7 separate regions of the Mus musculus genome follow, and regions 1, 3, 4, 5, 6 and 7 are each linked to region 2. Evidence: chromatin loops called from intact Hi-C (ENCODE). Cell type or tissue: left cerebral cortex. All regions are shown on one strand. Region 1 has its middle 95 kb from the start of 9430014N10Rik. Region 2 holds the start of Prickle1 (prickle planar cell polarity protein 1). Region 3 overlaps Gm41387 (a long non-coding RNA gene). Region 4 has its middle 34 kb from the start of D630010B17Rik. Region 5 has its middle 36 kb from the start of Gm41386. Region 6 overlaps D630010B17Rik (RIKEN cDNA D630010B17 gene). Region 7 has its middle 81 kb from the start of 9430014N10Rik.

Region 1 (4,000 bases), 240 kb after region 2:
GTGGGAGCTATAAGACCCTCATCCTAGCTGCCTAGAAGCCAGTATCCTGCTAGCAGGTTTCAGGATGAAGATGTAGAACTCTCAGTTCCTCCTCCACCATGCCTGCCTGGATGGTGCCATGTTCCTGCCTTGATGATAGTGGACTAACCTCTGAACCTGTAAGCCAGCCCCAGTGAACTGTTGTCCTTGTAAGAGTTGCCTTGGTCATGGTGTCTGTTCATAGCAGTAAGATCCTAGCTAAGGCATTCTGTTAATTTTGTGATTACTATTATAGATTTTAAGAGTAAGGGTTAAGTAGAAACTAATCCATATCTCCATCCTTCCTCTGACCAGGGCAGACACTATTATTTCATTCATTACAGCCTCCTGTATCCCACCCTGAGTTCTGCTTTTACCCCATGCCTCATTACTCATTGTGACTAACACTGTTCTTCGGTCTCTGGGTGTTTCCTACAGTTCAAAAGACTTTTGCTCTTGACAATTTCTGGGAATGGATCATTTACCCTTGGGTTTATTTAAAAAAAAAAAAAAGTAAAACATATGCCTTTTCAGACGGTCTGTCAGCTGTCTGATGTTGTAAGATCTCCCAAGCATTGGGAAAGTCTTTATGTTGACCTACTATTTGAAGGGCAGCTATGTTTGTGCAGGCATCAGTGATGTTGGTGGTACTGGACATTGTCTTTCGACCTTGTCCAGACTCACTTCTAGCTTTTCTGTCTACTCTCTAGACAAGAACAACATCTTCCTACATTCAATCATGTTGACCAATGGGAGGAAAACTGATGTAACTGAGGGAACAGGCTGCAGTGAGGAGATTGGGTGGAGTATAGACTCTCTTCATCCTCTCTGATGGACAGTCTGGTTGTCAGTTGGCTGCTGAGTAGCCAATGGTGGTCTTTCTCACCATTGTTCTGCAGAGTCTAGTAATTTTGTTTGTTTGTTTGTTTGTTTGTTTGTTTCTTCAGGGTTAGAAGTTACATTGTGATGGTGCCTGACCCTTGTGTGGATTTACCTTAGTTATGCCCTCGTTATTTGGGATAGTTAGAATCCCTCTTTGCTCTTAGCATTATAAAGGCCTTTTGCTGTTATCATCTGGCTTTGATTATTTTTGGTAAGAAGCAGACCAAACATTTAACAACTGTTTCTTTTTTGGATAGCCAGTCTTTTCTCTCTGGTTGCTATTAAGATTGTGTGTGTGTGTGTGTGTGTGTGTGTGTGTGTGTGTGTGTGTGTGTGTATCTCATTGGTCTTTGGAATGTAATTGTCATGTATGGAAGTAGAAAGCTGGATTCATGTGTGTCCCGTGATGTGGTTATTAAATCAGAGAATTTATATCTTTTATTTGATGACCATCTCTTCTTGGTCTCAATCTTAAATTTAAAAATTCATGTCTTTTGTCAACCTGAAAATCTTCTAAATCTGTAGGCCTTTAGATATCACCTCCCTTTCATGCTGAAAATTTTGTCAGGTGCAGGTAGGCCTTCTCCTTGTCCCCCTCCAGGTTGTCTTAGCAGATAGGGAGATCAGTGGGTAAGAACGCTTGCCATGTAAGCGTGGGTTTGGGACTCAGCACTCATATAGAATGCTAGACTTGTGCTCAAGCTCGGAATCTCAGTGCTTTGGGTGGGCAGAGACAGAAGGATCACAGGAATTGCTGGCTGCATGCCTAGCTTCAAGTTCAGTGAGAGTCCTAGTCTCAAAGGAATCACTTGAAGAGTGACAAAGCAGGACATCCAATACCTGACTCTTATTTCTGCACATGAGCATATAGGGGTGCACTTACACATGTACATATTCTCTGTCTGTCTGTCTGCCTGTCTGTCTCATACACACATACATACAGAGAGAGATGTAGGAGAGAAAGACAGAGGAGAGAAAGAAGGGAGAGGAAGAAAAAAGAGAAGGAGTAGGAACAGAAGAAGGAGGAGGAGGAGGAGAAGAAGAAGAAGAAGAGGATGAGGTAGTTAGGAATCAATAAAGAATGATGGCCAATGAAAACAAATAAGTTATGATCCTAAAAATAGTTTACAGTGAATGTTGCTAACATATATTAGTAAGAAAAGGAAGTTGGAAATGATCATTATCATAAGAAAAGGTAAACCAACACTATAATTTGAAAAGAAAGGGAAATTAAAAGTCACATGCTGCAAAGCATCTCAAAAGGCTATCGCAGACAAACACCCCAGAGCAGACCTCAAGGAAAGGGAGAATTGGCTGTCTCTGTGCTGAGTCTCAAAGCTAAGTCTCACCATGACCTCTTTGCTCATTGTTGGGAGGAATGGCCAGTTTCCTTCACGTATCTCAGATTCTACTGCGGGGTAGAAGGGGCTCTTGTTTTTGCCATCTTAAAGACTAGCCAAAGTCAACAGTGATGGCGAGAGGGAGCAGATGGAGTTTCTCTAGCCTTGTCCTGGACAGGATCGGTTGTCATGCATTGGTCAGGCAGGATGAAGAACCCACATCCACAAAACAGACTCCCTAGCATTATAAATGCTAACTCAGTAAGTTGGTCATTGAAGCCTTACCAACTGATGCAAGGTCCTAGCTATTGGTGGAGAGTCTTTTGGGTGGTTTAGTTTAGAAAAAACAACTGCCTAAATCTTCCTCCATGGTGCCTGGTACATATTGAGGAGTGTGTAACCCTCAGAGTAACATCAGCTCTCCTGTCTCTTCCATATTGAGCTTTTCAGTGAACAGTGCAATCTAGATCACTGGTAGAGACTCTGCAAGTCCATCACCCAGCAAAGACAGTTTCCTCTGTGTTGTAATTCTGTACTTGGCGAGAAGACGGGAAGTTTGGCACGGACGGTACTGGCTACTAAAAGCAAACACGGTCAAGTCCCACAATGATTTGCCTCTTTTGCAGCTTGGCGTGTCATGTTAGGAGCTGGAATAGAGACTCGTTTGTAATAAGCTGTGGTTGGGAGGAGGAGGGCACTGGTGCCTCTGGAGGAGCCCCGTGTTTCTTCCCCTCCCCCCTCATGTGCAGCCATGAGCCTCAGTTGTGTTTCTCACACTTCCAACTCCGCCTGTTGCTGAGCTCGCCTCAGAAATAGATCTGTACTGACATTCCTACTTGCAAGCTGCTGGTGCTGCAGCCGCCGGTTTGGACATTGTTTGAGCCAACCCAGAAACTAGGAAGCTGAGGTAGAATTAAAAGGGGGTAGCTGTACGAACCAACCTACTTCCTGGTTTTGGAAAAGCTGCATCATTCGTTATTTCCCTGTCTGACACTGCTATAAATCTTTAACATCAATGCTCTGCCTGTCACCCAGTGTGATTACCTGCATGCATACTGGCTTCCTAAAAACGGAAACCTTTATATGACACAGGCATATATCTTTTGGTTAAATGAAAGACTGGGACAGGTCTCCTGTGGATGGCTGGGCTCTGGAAGACAGATTGATGGAATTGGGTCACAGCCAGCCATCAGGGTGGGAGGTCAGCATCAAGGATGCCTAACTGGAAGTACTAGGAAGTTTTGGCAGGCCAGTGGGGCTGGGGATAGAGAATGGAAAACTGAAGGAGTAGTCCAAAATGTTGGGGAGACCTGGCAGGGGGGCTTCTCTGTGGGCCTGAAGATCATAGTAGACCTTAAGTGAGAGAAGGAAAATAGGTTGAGACATTGGGGAGAGAGAAACACTAGGTCTCTGTGAGCAGCTGTCAAGAGGCAGGCACTTGGCTAGAAGTGTTCTCTGCACCAGCTCCAGGCTTGTCACTCTGGATGTCTGTTTGCTTATGACTCTTGTGTTTCTCATCCAACTTGAGTTCCTTGATGGACGGGCCTGTGTGGAGCACTATCAAGCAGGAATTCGGTGGGGAGAAACAAGCATACAGGTCGTGTTGGGTGCCTACACACTGGTTGAGGGGTTGATGTTTTGATTCCTGTGGGCACAACCAAGACTCTAAGGAACATACATACCAATTACAGGCCGCCAGAGCAGTACTCGGTTTGACGTTCTGTTCTTTCTTTTAAGGCTTGTTGTTTATGATAACCAGT
Region 2 (4,000 bases):
TATTAGCAGTGCACGGCTTGACCTCCAGATAACTCTGCTTTTCTCCCCCCAATCATTTGTCCATACCCACTTTCTAAAAGCACCACTATGCAACTCTACACATCTCTACCCAATAACCAGGAGAAAACTAACGGTCCCTTAGCATAACCACAGGGAAACACCTCCTTCCTATCCCTTATTCCTTGTCATTGTAGAACATTTTATACCTGGATTTACACAGTTCTAATATTCTCACAGTGGTAAGAGGTGAATGAAGAACATATATAACATGGAGAAAACACAGAACTGTTTTCCTGGGGGGAGGGGGAGGAGTCTATGTTGCTCAGATGACATAAACATTTCTATGCTCACATGAGAAACACTGTGTGTGTGTGTGTGAGTGTAGGTCTTTGCACGGAGGTCAGAAGTTGATGTCCAGCATTATCCTCCATGTCTCCCCACCTTATTTAATTCTTGTTTAGACAAAGTCTCTCACAGAGCTAGAACTTGCTGATGGTTTATGCTGGCTGGCCTGAGAGCAAGCTCTGGTCCCTCCTGCCCTGCGACCCTGGTTGCTGATAAGCATAGGTGACCACACCCAGTTTTGTACATGGGTCCTGGGGATCTGAACTGAGGCCTTCATCTTTGCAGAACAAATACTTTCCCAACCGAGCCATCTCTCCAGAACCCCATTTTGCTTTTTGGAATTCTACTTCTTTAAAATGGAAGATTTGTCCATTATAAACGACTTGGTTCAGGGAATTGAATGCTGTAATTAAAAGATCAGCAAACATAACCCTGATCAGACAGACAGTTCAAAAATACAGGGTAGGGTAGGAGTTACTAAGAGTTCTAAGAGTTACTTGATGGTAAATAATTTTTAAAGAGTCTTCATTCTATTTCTCCAGCCTTAGGAATGTCACTGGGGCGGGGCTCACCCATGGTGACCAGCACTTGCCCAGGTTAGCCCACTGGTACAGCAAAGTCATCACTTTGCAGAACTTAGCCTTTTTGTGCGCTACTGACAAGTTACTGTGGACTTTAAAAGAGATTATCTAATCATAATATTTCACAAATTTACGTCCCAGCTCACTTTTGAAATTCCCTGAGGAAACTGTAAAATTTAACTCCGTTTTTTAGGGCCAACTCAATCATATTCCAGCTGTTAACTGCAAACTTTTTTTTTTTTCTTCCTAGCTTGTATTAGGTGTTCCTTTCATAACCCAAGCTGACTCATTACAGCCAAGAGTGAACCCATGGTCTTTGGTTATAAAAAAAAAAATAATAAAGTCAACCCTTTAAGCTTCATTGGGCAGAACTGGTTGATTTGTCACTTTAGTGACATATAGCAGTTTTCTCTTCAAAAGAGTCCATGAATCAACAGGCTCACTCCGTGGTAACTCTCTAACTAGAACTAAATTAAGAATGAAAAAAAATTAAATTACTAAACTCATTCACTCATATCAGCCTGTCCATCTTTAGACATCATTCTGCGTACCCCCTCCCCTCCCCCAACTGCCCTTCCTTTCTAGGGCCTATTTAGAAACATGAGAATTCATTCACAAGTCATAATTATTATTTCAAATTATCAGTAAGTATGCTATCTCTTAACTGAGGGCAACACATCCATTTATTTCTAGTGCCTTTTGTGTATAGCCCTTGCAGTGTTAACCTTTAAATCTTTAGTATAAACATTTCTGGACGCGCTTATAAAATATCCCGACTCCCTGGTTGATGGCATTTAGGGCTCTCTGGTACCAGCAGGTGTTATATTTTTCTTTCTTCCGGCTCCAGCTGGCTCCAGTGATAGATTCTTGTTCCAGCCACCTAGGCTAGGACCACATTGGAGGCAAAATGAACCCAGCTCTACCAGACAGCAAGATAAATGGCTGTTGTTTAAGTTTTAAATCCCCTGGTGGGAGTAAATATTGTTCTAGGGAGAAAGGCTTGACAAACATTGCGTCATCCTTACGGAGCTGTCTTGATTAAAACAGAATTTTTAGATTAGGTTGGTCTTAATCTAAAAGTGTATCTATCTTGCTGTCAGGGTTTTTTTTGGTCCTCCCCCCCTTTCTATTCTAAAAACAGACATATTGTTAGGGATGGTCAAACACGGCTGACACCTCCCAAGGGGCCCGGTCCCACTCTTGGTAATAGAAGGCCTCCGAACACTGATACTTTACTGAGGATAATGGCGACAGCAAAGGCTTAGTCAGAAAAAGGCCAGTTGTCACCTAAGTGACAGGCAACAGCTGAGCTCACACATCTGGAGCTAGAGGAGGGCAAACCTTTGCAGCCCTCACTCTGTCTACACCTTGAGCCTGTCTGAAGAGACAGATGAAGTTTCTTTCGTCCGAAAGTACATTAAAAATATCTGATGGCGAACCATGTCAATTATATAACATCAGCGCAGACACTGCCTTCCCAAAGCGCTGATTAAAACCAGGCGGCAGACAGAACTGTTCAGGGACAGATAGGAGATACAATTTCATCAAGTATAATTTGTCATTCATAAAACCTACCCTAAAAGCCACAAATGCAACATTCTTTTTTTTTTTTTTTTTTTTTTTTTTTTTTTTTTTTTTTTTTTTTTTTTTTAAACAGCACAAGTGCACTTGGGCTCCGCCAGCGATTTTTACACATGCTCCTTTTAGGCCGGTTCGCGGTGCGTTCTTCTCCTTGATCCTGGCTGCAGTTCTGCCTCTGACACGTTTTAAAACCAGGAACCAAGTGCGTCAGGCTTAAGACTCTGAGTCCTACAGGGGCGGGCTGGGACTCAAAGCTGTGCCAGCCGTCCCCACGACCTCCCGGGTACACCCCCCGTCTTCAGTCTCCCGAACGCAATCTGTGGACAATTTTCCCAAAGTCCCAAAAATAACACGGCCCTGCCAATAGTCGTTGGCGATGCCGTTTGTTTTTCTTAGAGGGCAATGAAAACTCAACAGCTTTCTGCTGCATCCCGAGTCCCGCTCCTGCTAATTATTAACAGACCTAGTTTCTTCAACTTTTTCTGCCAGAAGGGAGGACGTCGCGGCTCCCCTCCTCTCCCACGGGCGAGCTGCGTGCAGAGCAGGGGTCTCCACCGAGGGCAGGCTGCGGCTGCCTCTCCAGGGCAGGCAGCCCTTCCCGGGCACGCTAGGCGCCTAGTCTCCCCGCCGACGCCAGTAGGTGACAGGCGATCCTCAGCCACTCACCCTCGCCTCCCCGATCTCGCGTGGCCGGGCTCCGGGCCATGCAGCTGGCCTCGGCGCAGGGGGAACCTGGCTGCCACGCAGCACGAGGGGGCCGTGTGCCCAGCCTCTAGGCAGCCACAGCCCAGCAGCTCTTCTCGTGCGGTCCCCGCGCTCCCAAACCGCCGGACGTCCCACCCCGCGCCGTGACAACGCGGCCCGAGCCGCGGCGCCCCTCGCCACTCACCCCACGCGCGAGAGGCGGCCGCGCGGTCCTCGGCGGTGGCGTTGAGAGCTGCGGTCCTCCGCGTCAGGCGCGCTCCCGCGTGCGCAGCCCCGGGAGCGTCCGCAGCCGGGCCCGTAGCGCTGCGGCCGCGCGGTCCAGGTCAGCGCAGGCGGCGCGGGGCTTGCAAGGTGGTGGCGGCTCCCGGGCCGCTGCTCGGCTGCAGGCGGAGTGCGCGCTCCAGTCCCGGCCGCTGCAGAGCACCCGCCCCCGGCCGTCGCGCCGGCGCCAGCGAAATCCCGGAGCGCGGACGCAGGGGATCCAGGCGGCTCTGCGCGCCCACGCGCACAGTGCGGGGCCGCGATCCCTCCCGCGAGGCAGCACCGGCCGGGCTGCGGTCTGCAGGCCCGCCAGTCTCCGCCCCGCCCCGCCTCCGATTCTGTGCCCTTTTTAATGCTGTTGCCCAGGTTCAGCCAATAATCCAGATGGATTGATTGCCAGATAGGAAAGGTGAAGGAGAGGAAAAGGCGAACCCAATTTCCTCTGATCAAACACTTTGATGGGGTCCCTATTAGGGTTCCCTTTCCTTTGGGGGCGTGTACAGAGGGCACGAGTTAATTAAACTCTG
Region 3 (4,000 bases), 95 kb after region 2:
TTAAAGATAGGTTTATTGGGAAGTTGCTCTCCAGTGGGTGAGTTTGCTGGCCACAAGGAAGGAGGCCAAGGAATTTGCCATGGGGAGGGAGATGGGGGGGTGGTGAGGGGAAGAAAGAGAGAAAGGAGAAAGGGCACATGTGCAGACAAAGAAAAGAAGAAAAAGAGGGAGACCAGTGTCTGGGTTATATAGGGAAGAGCCTTTGGGGAAAGGACAGCCCAACCCCAGGGCTGGGAAGTTCAAAGTTGGGGGCAGGGTATGCCAGATAGAGACTGAGGGATGCTGGGAGAACTTGGAAGCCATGCCTGCTTTGATATGAAAAATACACACCTCAATCCCTTGTCCTGGTCCAAACCAAACACACATCTTCCCACAACTGCAGTTTACCTTCTGTGAGGGTCCCTTGGCCACTGTTTGGGGGGGGGGGGTAGATGTTTTCTGTCGGGGAGTCAGTGTCCTCTCCATATCACAGAGTATTTACAAAGTAGTGGAAAAGTGGTCCACAGATAGGTTCCTTTGATGTTTCATAGGGAGCCAGTGCTATGGAATAGTTTCTTCAGGAGGTACAGATACCACTCTGCTATATCTTCTAGAACATCCCGAAGGTCCATGATACCACAAGCCCCTTTCTAATTATTACCTCCAGTCATTTTTTTTCTGGGAAATGTAGACCTCAGTTATTTAAGGAGAAGTGTTTGCTCCCTTGGGATTTTAACCCGTTCTGTTTGATTCATTCTATGATCTCCCAGTTGAAAATGATTTTCTTGGGTGGATAAATAAGAAGTCTCATATTAGTGATAAGAAAATGATCAAAAAATGTGCCGGTTGTGGTTGGGGTCAGACGTGTGCTAGTAGATCCTCCATTGGACAAGGTAGAGATTACCTCTATCCTTGAAGTAAGCTCTCTTGGGGGCCTATTAGTTTTATGTTAGATTTCAAAGGAGAGGGACCACCCTCCTCCACTGGCACGGAGAAGGCCTCCATCCATGGCCAAGAGAGTCAGGTAGAATTCCACAGGGTCCTATTAATGGCAGCCTGACCTTAATACTGGGGAGTTGTGTCTGCTGCCCTGGGTTCAGCAGGGCTACCTCCCTCACACCATTCACCAAATGAAGATCAGGATGAGGCCAACTTTATGGGCAGACTCTAATTCCCTGGTGCCTTCTTTCAAAGTATTTCCCTGGCCTTTTTGAATTTAAGGACAACTGGAACATTCTCTTCAGTCAATCTCCTCTTCCTTCCTTGACCTCAGGAAGACTTACTTCTTTCTGCCCACCCCCAGCCCTCTCAAAGGATCACTGGTTTTCCTCTATCCAGCTCAAACTAGAGGCGAGATTATGCCGGTCTCTCATAGTACCTGCTCTCTGCCAGCCTCCCCATGGTCTCTGTCCATTGTACCTCTCACTATCTCTCTCACTGTTAGAATCATCATTAAGTCTAGTCTGTGTATGTCTTCCCTTGCTCTTCTCTTCTCCCTGCCCATTGCTCTGCTGTTGACTGAGCATGCCTAAGGGTGGCCTCTGGACCACTCTTGTTCTCAGCTGGAATCCACAACCACTGATGCCCACTGGGTCCAGTTTTGTCTTTCCCCTCTCCTCCCCTCTTAACTGCGTGCGCCTTTTGATCTTCCTGGGGGACGATTGTCTCCTTTTTTCCTTCGCTAAATGCTTACCTTCACTCTCATAAGTAGTCTGGGCTGAACCTTTGCACTTCCTGGAGGAAATGACCATAATCTGAGAAGTGCGGTGCTGCCCATATGTGCCTGGTCCACGTGCTGGGCCTTTGGCGACTACAGTCATGACTCAGGCATGCCACTTCATGGACATTGTGGAGGCACGTCCCCTATCAGCCAACGATGCTAAACTACTGGATTATTCCTATTTGAACCTAGTTACCATTTTTTTCTTCTCAACACAGTCTCCAAAGACCCTTCTCCTTCTTCAGTTACTGCTTTTTTTGGCTTCCTTCCTCAGAATACCTCTTGAACATGCCATCTGTAGTCAAAGTCTTCGTTTTTAAGTCAGCTCCCACATCCCCACCCCACCAAGGCTCTAAGGTGGCTCACATCCAAAGTCCAGTGACTGAGTAATCAATTGTTTTTATTTCTGCCCCAGGTTACTCTCTGGCTTCCTCTTCTACTACCTTACCTCACGTTGGGCTGCCCCAGGACCATTGCACTTGCTGTTCCTAGGCTGCAAATGCTCACGCGGGTACTTCATTAAAGTCCGCATCCACACGTGTCCAGGAAGCCTTCCATAGCAGCCCATCTTGCTCTATACTTGTCTTCTCCGTCTCCTTTCTTTCCCCAGGATTACTTATCACCACATCTAACTCACAGGATTGTTTGTTTCTATCTCCTCATGCCAGGAGAGTTTAAGTTCTGTGAGAGCAGGGATGTTCACTTGTCTGCATCACTGATTTTCGCTCCCGCATGTCCCAAGTGCGGAGCTCCCAGGAAGTGGTTAGTGCTTCTTTGTGGAGTGAGGAGCAATTGGCCAGCACTACTATGTTTTCTAAAGTGTAGTAGCTCATTTTAGAAGAGCGCTGGCTCAAAGCTCTCTGCCTGTATCAAAAGACATGAGTTCCTACTGTGTAGGGTGGTGAGGATTAGGTGAGATAATGTGTTCTGTAGATAATGTATTGTACATCTGTACAATGTAGACTAGACATGTAGGAAAGAGATACAGAATTCAAATACACTATCTACTTTCATCCTTGTTGCTGTCTTCTGGGTGATATCATACCTCTGCTGATGTCATACCTCTGCTGACGTCATATCTCCGCTGATGTCATGCCTCCATTGATGTCATACTTCTGCTGATGTCATACTTCTGCTGATGTCATACTATATTCTTATTTTCCCATTATACCTCCATCCCGGATTGGCATCACAACTCGAACTCATTGGAGTCCATCCCAGCCCTGCCTGCCTGTTATTAGCTTCACGATTTATTTATTTAATCTTTCTGAGCCTCAGCTGCTAACACTAGACGAGGCAGCGACACTTTGTTGGCTGAGTCACGGTGAAGAGTAAAGGCTGTGTTGAAAGGATCTAGGATCCTGCCTTGACACAGAGTAAGAGCTCTGTAGGTCACAGCCCTTGGCCTTGCATAGGGTGCAGATGTGGGTGGCAGAGGCAAGCTCCCAGGCAAGGAGAGTCAGAGTCTGCGGCAGCGTTCACATTCGGATTCTAAAATTGGATCCCCATCAGCAAGCAGGCTGTGCAATCACAGCTCCTAACCCACGCCTTCCTTCTTCTTCTCACCCAGATCTCTCCGTAGTGTTTTTTTTTTTTTTTTTTAAGCAGAGACTGTAATTTTTAGCGATTCTTGAGATGGTTTCTTTTTATAGTTTCTGTCTTTCATGGGCTCTTTCCCTCTGATTTTGAAACATCCTGTCTGGAATCTAGAAGAGTCCATGGGTCCATTTTCATCCTGTTTTCCTTTACCTTGAAGCTCTCTGCCTGGGTTTCGGTCACCTTTGCGTCAGCAGCCAGGCTCGTCTTGTTGGTTAGGTCACACTCAGTTTATTTGCTTCTCCCATTGCTTTAGGGCATCCAAGGAGGACACACACACACACACACACACACACACACACACACACACACACACACTGGGGGGAGGGTGATAGAAAACTATATGAAGACGTCTAACTGATCTGTTTTGACCTATTGTTCCCTCAAGCCAGATGCAGCCAGCATCTACCTCACAGGGCCTGTTCAGTACCACCTACTTTCCCCTCATACATTCTTCAGTATTGCTGCCCATACTCATGGGCTGTCTCAGTTTTAGATCTAGCCCTGTGAATGGAAGAAGCCTTCCCGGGACAGAAGGGAGAGTTAAACCCCACCCCAAACACATGAGCTCATCGATTCAGCATCGTGCAGAACAGAGAGTGGAAGCTTGCCAGCGTCTCACATTGACCAGGAAAACTCTCAATATCAGCATCACTTACTTCCTTTAAAAAAAAATGTACTTAATGTCTTTTGAAGGCTGTCCTA
Region 4 (4,000 bases), 620 kb after region 2:
CCTACTTTGAATTTTCTTCAAGAAGAAATACTAGTCCATTACTTCCAGGTTCAGCTTCACTCAGGTTCTCATAACATGAGAAAATGCAGCCAGATTCTTAGCCAGAATATAACTTGAGCGGTCTTTGTACCAGCTCCAAAAAGAGTCCTCATCTCCCCTTTGAAATTTCATGAGATACGCTTCCAATGTCTATATTTCTCTCAGCCTTCTTGTCTTCTGAACTCCTATTAGAATACCCCAGCAGTGTCTCCTCACAGCATTTGAAGGCTTTTCCAGAGCAAAATTCAAAGATCTTCTATATACCTCCTGAAGACCCATTTCATGGGTCTACAACCACTAAATAAAGGTCTCACATCAATAACCCCACTTCTGGTATTAAATCTTCTATATTAGTTACTTACTCAAAGCTGTGACAAAGATAGATAGATAGATAGATAGATAGATAGATAGATAGATAGATAGATAAACCCGATTAAAAAACAGACACAAACAAAACCCAAAACCTTATTTTTCTTACAGTTTCAGAGGGAGGCAGTCCATACAGGCAATGCAAGCATGGCAGGAAAAACAGGAAGTGGCTGGTTTGGTCACATTGAATTCACAGTTACAAAGCCAACAGTGATGAATGTTTGCATTCAGCTTGCTTTTTCTTTTTTATTCAACCTGGAACCCCAGCCTATATAATAATACCATTCACACTAGGTTTTCCATTTTAGCTGAGGCAATCTACATCACTTACCATAGAAATGCTGAGATATGTTTCCACGATAACTCTAGAGCCCATCAAGTTGACAATCAAAATAAACTGTCAGTGTAAAGGGAGGCTGACAATTGAACAATATGAGAACACTTTTGTGTTACATATATTCAAAACAATAATGAATAATTTTGCATAGAGTAGTTGAATATATATATATATATTTTCATTTTACGTGCATGTGTGCCAGATCCCCCTGGAACTGAGTTTACAGATGGCTGTGAGCCACTATGTGTGTGTTGAGATCCAAACCCAGGCCCTCTGTAAGAGTACTGGGTACTATCAACTCTGAGCCATCTCTCCAGCCCTAGAGAATACTTTTCCTCTTAAGAACATAAGTCTTAAAGAACAAAATTTAGCAATAATTTTTAATCAGGAGATAGAAAATGCCACATAACACATTTTAGTCACTGAAACAGTTCATGGTAAGCCAATAGAAGTCGAATTTAATGCAGAACAAAGTAATTTTTACTCCTGACTCCTTATTACCATAACTTAAAAACTTGAATTCTTTAAGAATAAAAATAATAGACGTATTAACATATATGTCACTGTTGATTTAGTCTGTTATGAGTCTTACCCTCAACAGAGTGCTAATAGCATTTAGAATTTTAGATAAATAAGTACTTATTTTGAATGACTGACATTTTGGTCTTTGATAAGGGTGCTGTTCCCAGACACGGCTCCCTCTGAGGTCCACTACGGAGCTCTTTCTGGATCTTTCCCTGGGGTTTGACTATTAGCAGCAGCTGCTGGAGAAAATAATCCATACGAATCCATTCAACTGCAAAGCTTAGGATCCTCTGGAGGATTACGGGATCCAGTGGTCCTGGGAGCAAAGGGCCAACAGAATAAATACTTGGTAGGTTCTGATGGCTCTGTTTTATGGGTTCTAGCATCAGTTCCCGCACAACTCAACCCAAAGGGATATAATCAGGGGCAGCCAGGCTGTGTTTTAGAATGATAAAAATCCTCCTCCTTGGAGCTGGGGAGATATCATTCCATTGTTTTCTACTTTAAATTGGATGATTTTGATTCCATTGTAGATCAGGGGAGAGCACTCTTTTCAAGTAAAAACCCTAGCTTCTGTGAAATTTGGAATGTAAGAAAGCCTTTCTCATCGTTCTTAAACTGCATTATTTCTAATGGTTACTTATTTCAGATTGAATTAAGTCAAGCTTAGTAGAAAAGGATTTTTATGTCTCTTCTTATTTGCATTTGTTTGTCAAAATCTCTTTAAAGCGATTTATAGGGTAATCTTCCAAAAATTCTCTTATGTTTGACTTATTTGTAAAAGCGATACATTTGTGTCGATGTTTTATGTTTTACATTTTTTTTTCCAGCCCATTTAAAAACCTCACTTCTCTCTAGTCAATCCTTAAACAGTTGGGGAAAAAAAAATCATGTTCTCGATTTCACATGAAATACAAGAGTGCCCTCTCTTGTCCACCACAGAGTAATACAGCTGAAAAGGAAAGGTCCTCTTTAGTGACAAGGAACTGATAGAGGCATCTCTAATAATAAATACACCTTAGATTTTAATAAGAAAAGGGAGATTTATTGCAAGAAAACCACAATGCAAGGAGGGCTGAGTCTCAAGAGGTAGATACACTGAGTCTGAATAGACCTAGGAGTTAGAATGCGTTTCATTTTCAAAGTCACTGAAATATTTGCACTGTTAGGGAGATAGCAATCCCTCTGATATGTATCTATAAATAATAACATGTTGACTTTTCACTTTTAAAATCACTGAAATAAAAGCAACGGAAATATGATGTTGGTAGCTATTGTTGTTGTCAATACAGGATTGCACAAACTGTGCCACACCTGCTGAAGGGAGTTTTTGTTGCCCCATCTCCCTTGGGAAGCCATTGAAACAAACAAAATGTATCTAGGTCTTTGTGTTAGCTAGGAAAGACCAACCTGGTGTAGAGATTTCCTGGTCAGGTCAGACAGAATGTACTAGTGGAGACCAGAGTCCCTGCCACGTTCCAAGAGAGGCACAAGGGATACTATGCTGTGGTTTTGATTGGCTTTCCCAGAAGTTTAAAGTGAAAAAGCAACCACACTGTGTTCATGTTTCCTGGAATCTCAGATGAGGCAGTTATACCAATAAATCCTTCACCTTCTATGAAAGATGTTTCCTTAAAGCATGAAGGGAAGTTGTATTTATTAGAGGGATTTGGGGGAAAGACAGCACAAGTTTTTAAATCTAAGATTACTCCTTGCTCAGCTCCCCCTGACACATACACCCCACACTCTAGCAGTGTTTTATGCTCCTGTCAAGCGCTGCTCACTGACAAATCTTAGTCCTACAACCACTCCCCATGGTTTGAGATCTATCCCAAGACAGAAGTAACCTCTGAGGATCAGAGTCGCCCACACAGGACATAGTGAGCTTCTCCATAGGTGGCTGTAGCTGTTTGCAGAGTCTAAGGTCACGTGTGCACAGAACATCTGGTGCTCATTTCCTTCTGAGATATGCTGCCGCTGCTGCCGCCGCTGCTGCCACCATCTGAATAACGGATCACTCTGAAGCTCTGTGTAGCTGCGTAAGAACTGGATCACTCACTACCACGGGGGTCTCCCTATGGCTATTGTGAATCCCACAGCTCTCCTGTGTGACAGAAGCTATTGTCATCTTCCCTTTACCCAGAGTAGTGAGCATCACCTAGATCACATATCCAGATTTACTGGCTGGAAGTTGAGTTTGAACACAGATCAAGGAATTGAGTGGTAGGCTTGTCCTGTCCTAACTGTTCTCACCTCCCAAACTCATATCTGCTCTTCAAAGCTCTGATCTTCAACAATGTTGCTTCATGAGTTGTTCCCCCTCTCTCATTCTCTCTCTCTCTCTGTGTGCGTGTGTATGTGTGTGTATGTGTGTGTATGTTCCAAACAGCATCATCCTTAGCTATCTTTTTTAGTGGTTGTTTTATTATTTATCTATTTGCATATTTTTTTCTCCAAAGGGTTTCTTTGTGTAGCCCTGGCTGTCCTGGATATCACTCTGTAGACCAGGCTGGCCTCAAACTCAGAAATCCGACTGCCTCCACCTCCCAAGTGCTGGGATTAAAGGCGTGCACCACCACTGCCTGGCTCACACATGCGTTTCTTATAGGAAAGGGCACTTACCTATAGAGTGATGAGGCGTAAAACAGCGTCTTAAGTAGGTTGACTTATCATCAAGGTATCTATCCATTCTGCCAGTACTTACTAAGACCTGATGATCCTAGGTGCCAG
Region 5 (4,000 bases), 150 kb after region 2:
GTAGCGGTCAAGTTGGAAATCTATAGGTAGAAGAATGAAAATAGATATCCATTTATCACCTTGTACAAAATTCCACTCCAAACAGATCAAAGGCCACCATGTAAGAGCAGATGTCCTGAAGATGATAGAAGAGAGAGCAGGCAAATGGGCTTGAATGCAGTGGTATAGGAAAGGACACTCTCTGAACAGGGCACTGAGAGCACAAGTATGAAGATCGATAACGAGTAAGCCGGACCTTGTGAAGTTAAAAACCACCTACACAGCCAAGGACAGCGTCATTAGAGTGAACTGGCAGCCTACAGAGTGGCATTAAAAAAAAAAGACCAATTATGCATCTGATAGAGGCTTTGTATCTAAATTATATAAAGAACTCAAAGCAAAAGCAAACCCCAAACTGAACAGTAATAAAATAAAGAGCTCATTTTTTAAAAAGGGGAGTAAAAGTAAACAGAATTATGAAAAGACAAAATACAGATGGCCAAGAAACACTTGAATCAATGTTCAACATCCTTAGCCATCAGGGAATTTGCAAATCGAAACTCTTTTTAAGTTTCATCTTTCCCCCCAAAATTGGGAACAGTCTAGATGATAATCAACGGATGATTGGATATGGAAATGTGGTACGTAGACATAATGGAATATTATTCTGCTGTTAAGAAAATTGAAATTATAAAATTCACAGGCAAGTGGATAAAACTAGTTATGGTTTCAGGATCTTTACATTTTAGTAGGAAGAAATTTATTAAATGGTGTGTGGTAAAATCACCATTGTAAGTTTGTACCTGTCTGAAGTAATGCTTCAGACTCTATTTTTCTTCTTCATTGATTTGTAATTGTTATTTCAGTTTTTTTCCCACAGTCAATATCAATTTAATACCTTAAAAAAAAGGTTGTCTTAATATTTTTAGATTATAGTTTCAGCTTTAAAAAATTTTACCTATGTCTCAAAGAGTGTCATAATATAGGTCTTTTGTTGCTCCAGCCATCTTATATGAATAAAGCAGCGGGCAGCACAGCCATGTCATAATGAAGATTACACATAGATGAGAAAAGAAATACAGTCATTTTCAGCTACACAGGCAGGCACACATGCATGCACTCCAAGTGCCTTATACCTTGCACTGAGGTAGGCTTTGCCTTTTAATTGTCAACTGAGAGACTCTGATATTAGTGTTTTGTGTGATGTACTTCTCCATGGCTGCTGCTGCTGTTTTTAGAAATGCTTTAAGTATTTTCTTATTACAAAACCATGGGACACAACATTCTGCAACAATGGCTTCTATTGGCGACAGCTAAGTTTTAGGTCTGGAATGTTGAACTATGTGGGTCAAACTAATATCTTTGAAAATAAGCAGATATTTTAAACAAGGAAGCATATATTTGAAGGAAAAATTCTCTTGCATGGCTCCAGTAGTTTATTTTAGGTAGGGCACTTTTTTCTTTCTTTCTTTCTTTCTTTCTTTCTTTTTTTTTTTTATGGTGACTGAGTTATTTAACACTTGTTTTATGGTACTATTATGTGATACAGTGTGATGTATTTTAATTGTGGAACTATGATTTTCTTCTTTTTATGAGTGCATTAATTCTTGGACGGGATGCCTCATCACCAACATTGCTTTATCTTTGTTTAAAACGATGTTTAAATTCTGTGGGCTTCATCTTCCCAGTCACTTTAATGGTTTAGTAAAATACATATGGTGAGATAAGATTGCATAAAAGTTCTTCAGTGCATCCCACCTCTTGCAGATGAATGACTCACTCTCTCACCCCTTCATTCCTCCACCCAGCCATTCTGCTTTTTCCATTTTTTAAATTGAATACTGATTTTATATTGTCACAAGCAAGGATCCCTATCATGTCATACAAAAGAATGAAAGGCATTGGACTGGAGGGTTAGCAAATTATAGGAAGAACCTTTGTGTGGGCACACATAAAGTTGAAGAGTTTGAGGTTTTAAAAAAAAAAACGACAAAAAGCCAAACTCCTAACTCTCATCTGTATTTCGAGTTTCAGGTAGGCCATTGTGATGGTATTCTAGCTTCATTCTGTCACTGTGGCAATACACCCCGAGAACAAGCAATTCCGAGGAGAAAGGAGTTGTTTTAACTAACAATTCTAGATTGCAGTCCATTATTTTGGGAAAGGTCAGGCAGCAAAGACCTGAAACATCGAGTCACAAGAGCAGACAGAGAAATGAGTAGATGCATGCATGCATGCTTGCTTGCTCGTTTACTTGCTTGCTTGCTTGCTTGCTTGTACCCAGCTTGATTTCCTTACTCTTACACAGTTCCTGTCTAGGGAATGGTACTGCTCACAGTCAGCTAGGGCTTCTCATATCAGTTAACCTAATTAAGACAATGTCTCACAAATATGCTCTTAGGCCAAACCAACATATATAGGCCCTCATGGAGACTCTTCCCAGAGGAGTCTTGGTTGTATCAAGTTGATGGTCAAAGCTAACCATGATGGATGGTTAATCACGATGGTCTGATTGACGGATCTGGGATTGACTAAGACATAGCATTGAGCAGATCTGTGAGGGCACCTTGGAGGTGGTGAGGGGATAAGACCCTCTCTTAGGTACAGTGACCCAAGAAAAGAGCAGCTTTACTTGCCTACTGGTTTTTACTTCTTGCTTTTGAAGGTATCTATCCTGCGCCACTGTTGCAGCCACCACCGCTACTGCCGAAGTTTGCTGACATCAGAATCCGGGATCTTTTTGACTTAAAATGTAGACTGGAGACCACTGACTATCCAGGATTCTTCCAAGTAGTCAGCACCATGTTGGGACGTCCAGCTTTATGGACCGAGAAGCTACAGGGTTCTCGCCTCTCTAGCATGGAGACAGCCAGTGTTGGACTATTCGACCTCCATTGTGTAAGGCATCCTCATGATTCTTCTTTTCTGAGATATATCTCACATATACTGATGGATATGTGTTCTCTGTCTCTCTTTCTGTCTCTGTCTCTCTCTCTTTCTCTCTCTCTCTCTCAGTTCTCTTCCTTTACCGAACCCTGTCCTACCGAAAGCTCTCTTTCTGTAGCACTTCATCTAGTTTTCCTCTTCCTCTTCCTCTTCCTCTTCCTCTTCCTTCTCCTCCTCCTCCTCCTCCTCCTCCTCCTCCTCCTCCTCCTCTTCTTCTTCTTCTTCTTCTTCTTCTTCTTCTTCTTCTTCTTCTTCTTCTTCTTCTTCTTCTTCTTCTTCTTCTTCTTCTTCTTCTTCTTCTTCTTCTCCTTCTTCTCCTTCTTCTTCTTCTCCTTCTTCTTCTTCCTCCTCTTCCTCCTCTTCTTCTTTCCTTCTCCTTTTCTCCTTCTCTCTCTCTCTCTCTCTCTCTCTCTCTCTCTCTCGTTTGTTATTTGATATGAGGTGGGACTTCAACTAAACAAAAGAACTTGGGGAGTATTATGCTAAATGATGCTAAGTGAAATAAGATAGGTCCATAAAGAGACATATTGTGTAACTTGATTTATATGTAGAATAGAAGACATTCAATTTCATGGGAGCCAAAAATAGGAATGGTGGCTACCAGTGGGTTGGAAATAGCAGGTTAGGAAGATGCTGGTCAAAAGACATGTGAGTTTCAGTTAGAGAGAAAGATGCAGGGCTTTTGTTTTCTTTTGTTTTTGTTTGTTTGTTTTTTTTTTTTTAACACACCAGAGTCTCATTTAGAAAAAAATGGATGCAGCTCTCAAGAGGCACTGCTCATCTTGGTGTAAATTTAACAGGAAGAGGAAACATTTAAAGTGAGACACGAAAAGATAGAATACATTCTGAGGTGGAAAGACTACTTCTAGGTTTTTTGTTTTTTTGTTTTTTTTGAAGGTGTGCAAGGCAAAGTGAGCACTCTCTTTCTGTTGATTTCTTTGGCTCAAGGCTCACAAGGGTGCATAATTTGAAGGTGTGCAAGGCAATGGTTGTATGCCTGACATCCTCTCACCACATAATTTTCTGTTCCACAGTGGGCAGCGATGCCATCTGTAATCTCCTCTGAGTGCTTTTA
Region 6 (4,000 bases), 660 kb after region 2:
GGATAGCAACTAAGGGTTGGCTGCCAAGAACGAATGTCCCATTTCCCATCTTCCATCTTGATTTTATTCCAGTCACAACATCCTCAATTGCAAACTTTCAGAATCAAATTTTCTATGTTCCACATTTATTTACTAACATATGAAGTGCTTCGGCTCTTTCTCCATACTTACTTCCAGGGGTCTGTGTCAAAGAGTTCGTTCAGTTCCGCTAGCCCTTCTAACTTTCTCTGAAAGCATAGAAATCTTTGATATTCAGTGGCCCTGGATCTAAATCAAGTTCAGCTCTATGACCAGACAGTATAGATTTAGAGACTCGATATTTGGAATAAGAGTCTTGAGAATTAAGAAATGCTTTAAAATTCATTATCTCTGATTTCACACAAGCACCGGGAATTCATCTATATTGAGCTTCAATCTCTCTGGTGTTTAAAAAAAAAATCCTGACACTTTAAAAGAAATTATTATCATCTAAGAAGTCCCATTTACAATGTATTTGTAAGCAGGGGAGGCAGCTCAGACCAATAATCCCTGTGGGGAGAGAAACAGGAGCTCAAGGTATCTTCCTCTATGCGGTGAGTTTGAGGCCAACCCAGCTCTGATCAAAGCCAATAAATAGATAATAGGATAACAGCACCAGAATTAGAAATCCGCACATCTATTTTATCCCTTTACTGAAATAGTGTTAGTGGTTGCATTTGGAAAAGGCAGACGCCTGTATGTAGTGAGACTGAGATATAGATTTCTCCTTAGTAAATAGAAATGACATTGTAGACATCAGCTTAAACATGTCATTATACACAAGACACGGGACCAAAGTCTGAAACAGATTTCTGGGAAGACAGAGTATTCTGGTAACAGAACGCTCAAATTTCAAAGTTTCTGATTAAAAATCCTGTGTTTGACTCAGTATGGATATAGAACACTTGACAGACGGTGATCTGGTTAAAAAAAAAAAAAAAAGACCTAAAATTGAAAAAGACCCAAAATGAAAATGTAGAGACCTAAGAACGGGGAAATACAAAGATTAGGGAAGAGCGGCAGAGCTGTCGCTGTAGTTTGGATCCTACGCTCTCTGGAACACGCTCATTCCCAGCTTAGTGCTACTGGGAAGTGGAACACTAGAGGCAAGGGCTGGTTGAGGGTCTTGCGTGGCTATGACTGAAGGTGTGCTTCCAAAGGTACTCTGGACCCTTGGTTTCCTCTCCCCTCCGTACCCTTCTCCCTTTCCCTCTCCCCTTCCTCCATTTCTATATCCTGGTCTTAGGGTGTGGCCTAACAGAAAGCCGACAGAATCCCACGCCTCAGATAGTAGAGAAATGTCAGGGAAGGTGGCTGGAGACATGGTATGAAGGTCTGAGTTTTGAACTGTATTCCGCAGACTATGAAATCTAGTTTTCTCTTTGCCTTAAGTGGTAAATTCCAAGATGTGGTCCAAGGACCACCGTGAGCCACCATGTGATCCTCCAAGGAGCCCGTGACCTTTGGGTCATCTCATAATAACACTAAGACAGAAGCAAATGCTTGCTTATCATCTGGAGACTTTGCAGTGGGGTTTTCTGACTAGCTGAACGCTGAGCAGATGTGACATGGCACTCCAAGCGTCTTTTGTTAAGCCAGATGTTAAAACGATTCGTAAAGACATAAACATTTGTCCTCCATCTCAGTATCTATGCTTCTGCTATGGAAAACAGTTATTTTCTCATAAAAATATTTATAATCTCTCATAATGGTTTGTCAACTTTGATAAACATCTTTTGAAGTTGTCATTTCTTATTTACCATCATTATATATCCATAGATGTAATTCTGCTAAACAAAAGCTCTGATTCGTGTTCACGTTTTTTTTTTAAAGAATTTAAAGAGATCTTGAGACCCGAATGTGTGAGAACCAACCCTCTGATGGTAGTAGTTTGGTCTTGATACAGAGACAACCACGACCTCTAGTGGAGACATCCATCCAATTTGCGCGCTGATGGAATTGATTCTGTTGCCAACATAGAAGGACATCCTTTTGAGAGCTCTTGCAACTTCTCTCCGCCTCTTTAAACATCTTCCCTTGTGCCAAGTCTGCTTTCTCCTGTACTGATTAGAAAAACAAAAACAAAAACAAAAATAAAAAAACAAAAAAACAAACCTGGTCCTTCTGTGACAGGCTAGGAAATCAGAGTCCCCTGGAAGGTGACTGTGCAGGAATGAGGGTGGCACCTGCTACTCTCTACGGAGACTCACACTACTCTCACGGATACTCAAAGGAAGCTGTGGGGAGGTATTCGTGGTGCCCTTCAGAATTTACTCACTGTAAAGCAGTGATCCTTGCTTCTCTATTTGGCTTGATCTCAGCTTCCACAGAGCCATTGTCCTAGACCATCTTATCATTAAGCAAAAGTCGAGAACCTTGAAGAGTCCGAAGTCCGTCTAAGGAAAATCAGTAAGGACGAGTCTCGAGTGGGGCTTTGGCTCGCCACAGATAACCATCTGCCTCTCCACATCGAAGGACAGGAGAACGGTATGAAGCTGTACTTCTCACGGTTTTAAAATGCAAAGGAAGTCACGGCAGAATTCAAGGCCCAGCACATTTGCTCTCTGGCCAATTACAAGGAATGGTTGCGGCCCTTCTTCTCCAAGCACTCTGTGTACTGTAAGAAACAAACCAGTCTTCCCAGCATCCTGTTTACACATAACTTCTGGTCCAGTGGCTCTGAGGCTGTGACGCTTATTTCTAATGAGCTCTCAGGAGATGGCGTTGGCCCCAGGGCCACCTGCACATAGGTTTGAAAAGCAAACCTCTGGGTGCAGGCGGTTAGCTGCATTGGCAGCTGTGTATCATTAGAAAGTGCGGCACTCACGATGCTCGTAGAGAACCTTCCAGAAGTCCAATGCAGACTACAGAAGATCATGGCTGTTGGCTGCAGACAGAGCTGGAGGAAATCCTTGTGCTGTTTATGCGGCAGGCCTTAACATGCAGGTACAATTAAACTCCTGTGTATATCTTCTTTATTACTAAAGCGGGGATAAAGATATCCCCTTGCACACTGTCGTGTTGTTGCGGAAGTTAAATGAGACAGTGGAAATGGTTTGTGAGCACCAGCCAACTCGAGTTGAGGGCTTGCCATCTGTGAGCCCCCTGCTGGGATACAAAGGGACTGAGGTCCAATGCTGACACTTGTTTGGCTTCCCTCAGCTAGCTGGAGAATGGGACTGGTAATTTGCCACAGTCACCATTGCCAGCTCTTGCTTTCTATGACCATACAACAGCCCCCCCACCCCCACCCATCAAGAGCCTTCCTCCCAGCCCTGTTTGAATGTCTGTAATCATGATTTCTTTTCTTTCCTTTTTTTGTGAGCAAATTCCATGACACATCTCCATGCACAAGTGGGAGAGATCTGGGACCTGTGCCAACAGGGAGAATGCCACAGACTTTTGTACAAGCATTTGGTCTTGTTAGGATGTCAGAAAGCAAAGGTCTCCTAACTCATACCCCATGTCAAAGCATCTTAGCTCAATGACAATCTTCAGAAATCCGGCAACAGGGGACTCTTAGGACAACTTAACCACACCTTAGAGGAGATAACTGTGTGGGTGAGCCTCAGCTACAGTTCCCTGTCCTTTATGCCACCTTTGTGCTGGTGACACTTTAGCAGCAAAGCTTTCATCTGTTTGTAATACCTGGAGCTTTCTGGGCAGGAAGTCCACACCCTAGTCACTTACTTTCATCTTTCTTTCTTGCCTTCAGTGGAGGTCACAGCCCTGGCAAGCTTTCTACAGAAGAACACTGTACAAGATGCAACAGCAGCCTCTGCTGTCCAGTATTCAGAACGCCAACAGACCCCATACTCTCTTCTCTTTGGGTTGCTTCAACAGCAGCCTCTGCTGTCCAGTATTCAGAATGCCAACGGACCCCATACTCTCTTCTCTTTGGGTTGTTTGAGCTGGAGCAAAACTGTCCGTTTCCTTACTTATCTTGTATCAGACAAAAAAATGTGCTGTCTGAAATAATTTT
Region 7 (4,000 bases), 250 kb after region 2:
TTATGGAGATTATGATTGCTCCCACAAGCCACTGAAACACAGCACCCCTGAACTGGGCTGGACACTGGCCATGGAAGAGCCACATGAGTGAGCGCCCTGCCTCCTGATTCCTTCTACCCTTTGCTATAGTCAGCTCTCTGTTTCTTAGGGACTCATCATAGACCAGGTGGATGGAAGAAAGGATAATCTGGCATAATAGACTTTCTTGCTAGCTTGCTCTTTCCTGTGAGCTCCACAGTGTAGGGCTAGCCTAGTCTAATTCAATCACAGACCCTGGTAAAGAAACTTCTTTTCTTTTCTTTTTTTATGTTTTACACTTCGACCCAAGCCATGCGCTCGTCATCAGCTTTCCACAACCAATTGTGCCTCGGTTCATTGTATTGGTCTTACTCCTTAACTCCACACATGTCTTATGCTTAACTGCAGGGCTTTTGACCCCATGCATTCTGCAGTGTCACTGTGCATTGTATGATTGTGGTTACTGACCAAAAGCCAGACAACCAGCCAGTCAGAATATATCAAGAAAGCTTGGGGGAATAAAAAAAAAAAACAGCTAAAGAGAAATTACTGTGTGGAAGATAAAAGTCAAATATGTTATGATTTGATTTGGCTAAGATAATGTGGTATTAAATTATCTGGTCATCCATATTTATAGCCATAAAATCATTTTTGTGGTGGTTAAATCTAGAAAGAAATCTGTAATAAATAGACATTTTAAACAAAATCAGCTGCCTTATAATTTTTATTGGCTTCAATGTGAGGATAACATAAGTACTATTTTGTTTCAATAATAACACAGTTATTAAAGCAAAAACAGGCAAACATTATTATAGTTTTCCTAATTGTATAATTGGCATTCTGCAAGCCAGTTTCCTCTCTGATGGTTAAAGAGGAACTGTCTATTTTTTAGCAGTTCAGTGTTGTCGCTTGGATGTTAATAAAGCCATATTTTTATCATTAAAGTTTCATTATCCTTCAATTTTAACACATTTTAATCTGCATTGTTATTACCTATTTATGGAAGGCATGGATTTGACCCTAGAAGGAAAACACACAAAATTTCTTATTCTTAGAGTGAATTTTCAGTAAGCATTTACTTTCATGTACAAAACAGTTGGTCAACATTCCTTGTAGGTCAGAAAGACCCTGGAAAACACAACATGTTCCTCGTCTAATGATTGGGCACTTCTCCCTCTTTTCCTTGACTTGATTTAAAATCCCCACTTGGAGGTCCCTTGTTTTGAATTTGGAGAAATCTGTGATATTCTCAGGCCATTTGTAGTCAAGGAGGTGGGATGAGTCCTTTATTTAAAGTAGCATTCCTGTGATTTATTTTTTCATTTTGTTAAGAGGGCAGGGGCGAGAGGGATGCACAGTTCCGCTATGAAGAGTACAAGCTGTTCTTGTAGAGGCCCCAAGTGAGGCTGCCAATACCCATGCTGGGTGGTTCAAAACCATCCAGCTCCCAGGGATCTAATGAGCTCTTCTGGCCTCTGGGACACCCACACTCATGTGCACATACCTACATGTAGACATACACATACACGCACGATTAAAAATTGAAAAATAAGTCTTTAGAAAGAAAAAGGACTGTAGCCTTCTTTCTCTTTGGAACTTGTCACGTTGGCATCAGGAGCTCTGGCTCTGTGACCTGGGAGAGAGACATTTTTAAATGTTTGGGTCTCAGTTCTCGCTCTCCGGAGTCCCACATTTATGGGGCTGTTCTTCGGGCCGTTCCCTCTGTGTGAGCTAGCAATTCTGATTGAGCTTACTTTGGTGTTATTTATGAGGGTGCTGAGGAGCAGATGACAGATGAATCGGCAGCAAAATAGTGAAGTCAGAGAGAGTGTGTGGGACGAGGTGAGGGCGGCTCAGCGGGGCTGGCAGCCTGGCTCTTGTCCCTCCCTCTGCTTCTGATAACTTTCTCCATGATACACTCTGGATGATCTCACACTAAGGAAAACCTGAGGGTGGGTTGAGCAGGAAAGGGGTGCGTTTTACTGGCAGAGAGTGCCAAGCAGAGTCCAAGTCTCATTAGCTATGATGGTTAAAATGATGGAACATTGGGTAGGAGGAGTTAAGACAGGCAACAGTGGTCGCTGATTCAGTTCTGCTGCAAGATCAGTTAAGGCAAGCAGGAAAGAAAGGAAACACTTAGATTTAGATTTAGTTGTCTCATTTATATGGTCAACATATGTCACGCCCCTAGAACATATGCCTGTCTTTAAAAAGTTGCTTAAAGAATATTTTTCTCTTCTAAATTTGTATCCTAACTACTCTCTCTCTCTCTCTCTCTGTGTGTGTGTGTGTGTGTGTGTTTGCATAGCCTTCATGAGATCACCCAGGATCATGTGATCGCCTAAAAGCCAACTGATATCTTAGGCTCATCTCCTGGACCACTGTAGTCTTTGCTGCTTGTACATTGTGGTGTTTGCCTTTATTTTATGACGCTTCAACATGAGAAGTCCTTTGAGGATATAACTTATACATAGAAGTTGTCACACTTTGCAATAACAAAAACTATTGGTGCAGAGCGGGAAGGGCGTGTGCTGGCAGCGGGGTGTAGGAAGACGCCTGCTTAACCTTAGCTGCTCGAAGTTTGATGGGAACTCAGGTGAGAAAATGTATGCAGTGTCAACAGTAAACAATACCAACAGTGAACAAACACCCTCACCAGTATGGCGGAGGGGACTATAAAGAACCTACAGAGGATGTCTGTAAACACAGAAGAATGAGAAAGAATGGTCACAAAGCACTCTCCCTTTCGACTACTGACCACAAGACTTCCTCATCCCTACCTAGATAAAGCATCTCCAGGCTGAGAAGTGTTAAATTAGAGTCCCAGTTTCCTTTTCTGTAAGGAAATGATGTCTCTCTGGTCTACACAAATGACTTTGCATTTTCAGCAAAGGAAGGAAGTAGTTCCAGCCCTCCCTCCTCCTGCCTACGAGCCTTACACTCTAAGCTGGGAGAAAGAAAGTCTGAGTGCATCTCCAGGAGCCATCTCCACAGTCTGTGTTCTAGGACTGTCTTTCTACATCTCTGCTGGTGATGCCCCACACATCTGTGAGATACGAAAGGTGTCTTTGCTTTGCTTCTTTATTGAGAGATGGGGTTTGCATCTGTACCTGCTTCCTTTTCGTCAGGCAAGGCCCTGGGACTATTCTATCAATAGAATATGACCAACTCAAGTCTCAGAGACTTCCACTTCCTGTCTTTGGGAATGCTAGCTTTGGAGGAAACTGGCTGCCATGGAATAGGTCAGGCTATCCCAAGGCTGCCATGACTGGAAGAAACCCAAGACACCCAGAGAAACCTTGGACAAAACTGTATCCTCCTTCCTCAGTGAATTGTTTGCCAAGTGTTCTGTCACAGTGACTAGGAACTAATGTCATCAATACCCTTACTTTATCTCTTTGGTCCTTGCTTTTCTCTGTTCTATTCTCCCCATGTATCATCTTCTCTCCCAAGGTTTTAGAGTTTATCAATCATCCGATGAGAGAAGGTATGGTAGAGCCCATCACATCAGAGGCCAGGGAGCAGAAAAGATGAAGACACCTGCTTCTTCTTTTTGCCCTTCATTTTTTCGGGTTCATAGCCTGAGGGATGACGTTTCCCACATTCAGTGTGGGTCTCCTCCTTTCAGCTAATCCACTTCGGTGACTTTTTTTGTTTGTTTGGTTTGGTTTTTTGAGACAGGGTTTCTCTGTGTAGCCCTGGCTGTCCTGGAACTCACTCTGTAGACCAGGCTGGCCTCAAACTCAGAAATCCACCTGCCTCTGCCTCCTGAGTGCTGGGATTAAAGACGTGTACCACCATGCCTGGCTGACATTTTTCACAGAAATACCTTGTAGTGGTTTGAATATTTATGGCCTAGGGAGTGACACTATTAGGAGGTGTGGTCTTGTTGGAGTAGGTGTGGCCTTGTTGGAGGAAGTGTGTCACTGTGGGGTTGGGCTTTGAGACCCTCCTCCTAATCACATGGGAGACAGTTTTCTTC

What was found. Hi-C counts contacts between places; a loop is a spot of excess contacts. Peaks named below come from ENCODE experiments on the same cell type or tissue, not always from the same donor. Only the 100,000 strongest peaks of a DNase experiment are listed, where the experiment ranks them.
Region 1: a loop joins it to region 2, with 2.8 times the contacts of the local background. A loop is called at or near these places in 9 of 42 quality-filtered maps.
Region 3: it touches region 2 in a loop (3-fold over the local background); 10 of 42 quality-filtered maps call a loop at or near these places.
Region 4: a loop joins it to region 2, with 4 times the contacts of the local background. A loop is called at or near these places in 29 of 42 quality-filtered maps.
Region 5: it touches region 2 in a loop (2.4-fold over the local background); 3 of 42 quality-filtered maps call a loop at or near these places.
Region 6: it touches region 2 in a loop (2.3-fold over the local background); 4 of 42 quality-filtered maps call a loop at or near these places.
Region 7: a loop joins it to region 2, with 2.5 times the contacts of the local background. A loop is called at or near these places in 4 of 42 quality-filtered maps.

Annotation. Positions count from the first base shown.
Region 1 is chr15:93,829,722-93,833,721 of GRCm38, forward strand. No RefSeq gene overlaps it. Among named protein-coding and RNA genes, the nearest start is that of 9430014N10Rik, 95 kb to the right of the region's middle. In left cerebral cortex, no CTCF peak of the experiment used is centred here; DNase peaks (open chromatin) are centred at 1,634 and 2,933; H3K27ac peaks cover 1,835 bases.
Region 2 is chr15:93,592,298-93,596,297 of GRCm38, forward strand. It overlaps Prickle1 (prickle planar cell polarity protein 1), which reads right to left and starts at 3,605. Exons shown (of 8, transcript NM_001033217.5): 1 at 3,397-3,605. In left cerebral cortex, no CTCF peak of the experiment used is centred here; DNase peaks (open chromatin) are centred at 471, 1,527, 1,831, 2,175 and 3 more places; H3K4me3 peaks cover 4,000 bases; H3K27ac peaks cover 3,667 bases.
Region 3 is chr15:93,687,079-93,691,078 of GRCm38, forward strand. All of the region lies in intron 1 of Gm41387 (a long non-coding RNA gene), which reads left to right. Among named protein-coding and RNA genes, the nearest start is that of Gm30339, 17 kb to the right of the region's middle. In left cerebral cortex, no CTCF peak of the experiment used is centred here; DNase peaks (open chromatin) are centred at 2,498, 3,176 and 3,781; H3K27ac peaks cover 1,164 bases.
Region 4 is chr15:94,211,423-94,215,422 of GRCm38, forward strand. No RefSeq gene overlaps it. Among named protein-coding and RNA genes, the nearest start is that of D630010B17Rik, 34 kb to the right of the region's middle. In left cerebral cortex, a CTCF peak has its summit at 2,198 (motif pointing left); DNase peaks (open chromatin) are centred at 2,198 and 3,210.
Region 5 is chr15:93,747,053-93,751,052 of GRCm38, forward strand. No RefSeq gene overlaps it. Among named protein-coding and RNA genes, the nearest start is that of Gm41386, 36 kb to the left of the region's middle. In left cerebral cortex, no CTCF peak of the experiment used is centred here; a DNase peak (open chromatin) is centred at 1,732.
Region 6 is chr15:94,251,578-94,255,577 of GRCm38, forward strand. D630010B17Rik (RIKEN cDNA D630010B17 gene) reads left to right here. Exons shown (of 4, transcript NR_045629.1): 3 at 2,340-2,964; 4 at 3,734-4,000. Among named protein-coding and RNA genes, the nearest start is that of D630010B17Rik, 6.4 kb to the left of the region's middle. In left cerebral cortex, CTCF peaks have their summits at 1,948, 3,129 (motif pointing left) and 3,836; DNase peaks (open chromatin) are centred at 757, 1,127, 1,948, 3,171 and 2 more places; H3K4me3 peaks cover 207 bases; H3K27ac peaks cover 522 bases.
Region 7 is chr15:93,844,052-93,848,051 of GRCm38, forward strand. No RefSeq gene overlaps it. Among named protein-coding and RNA genes, the nearest start is that of 9430014N10Rik, 81 kb to the right of the region's middle. In left cerebral cortex, no CTCF peak of the experiment used is centred here; DNase peaks (open chromatin) are centred at 1,998 and 2,942; H3K27ac peaks cover 2,311 bases.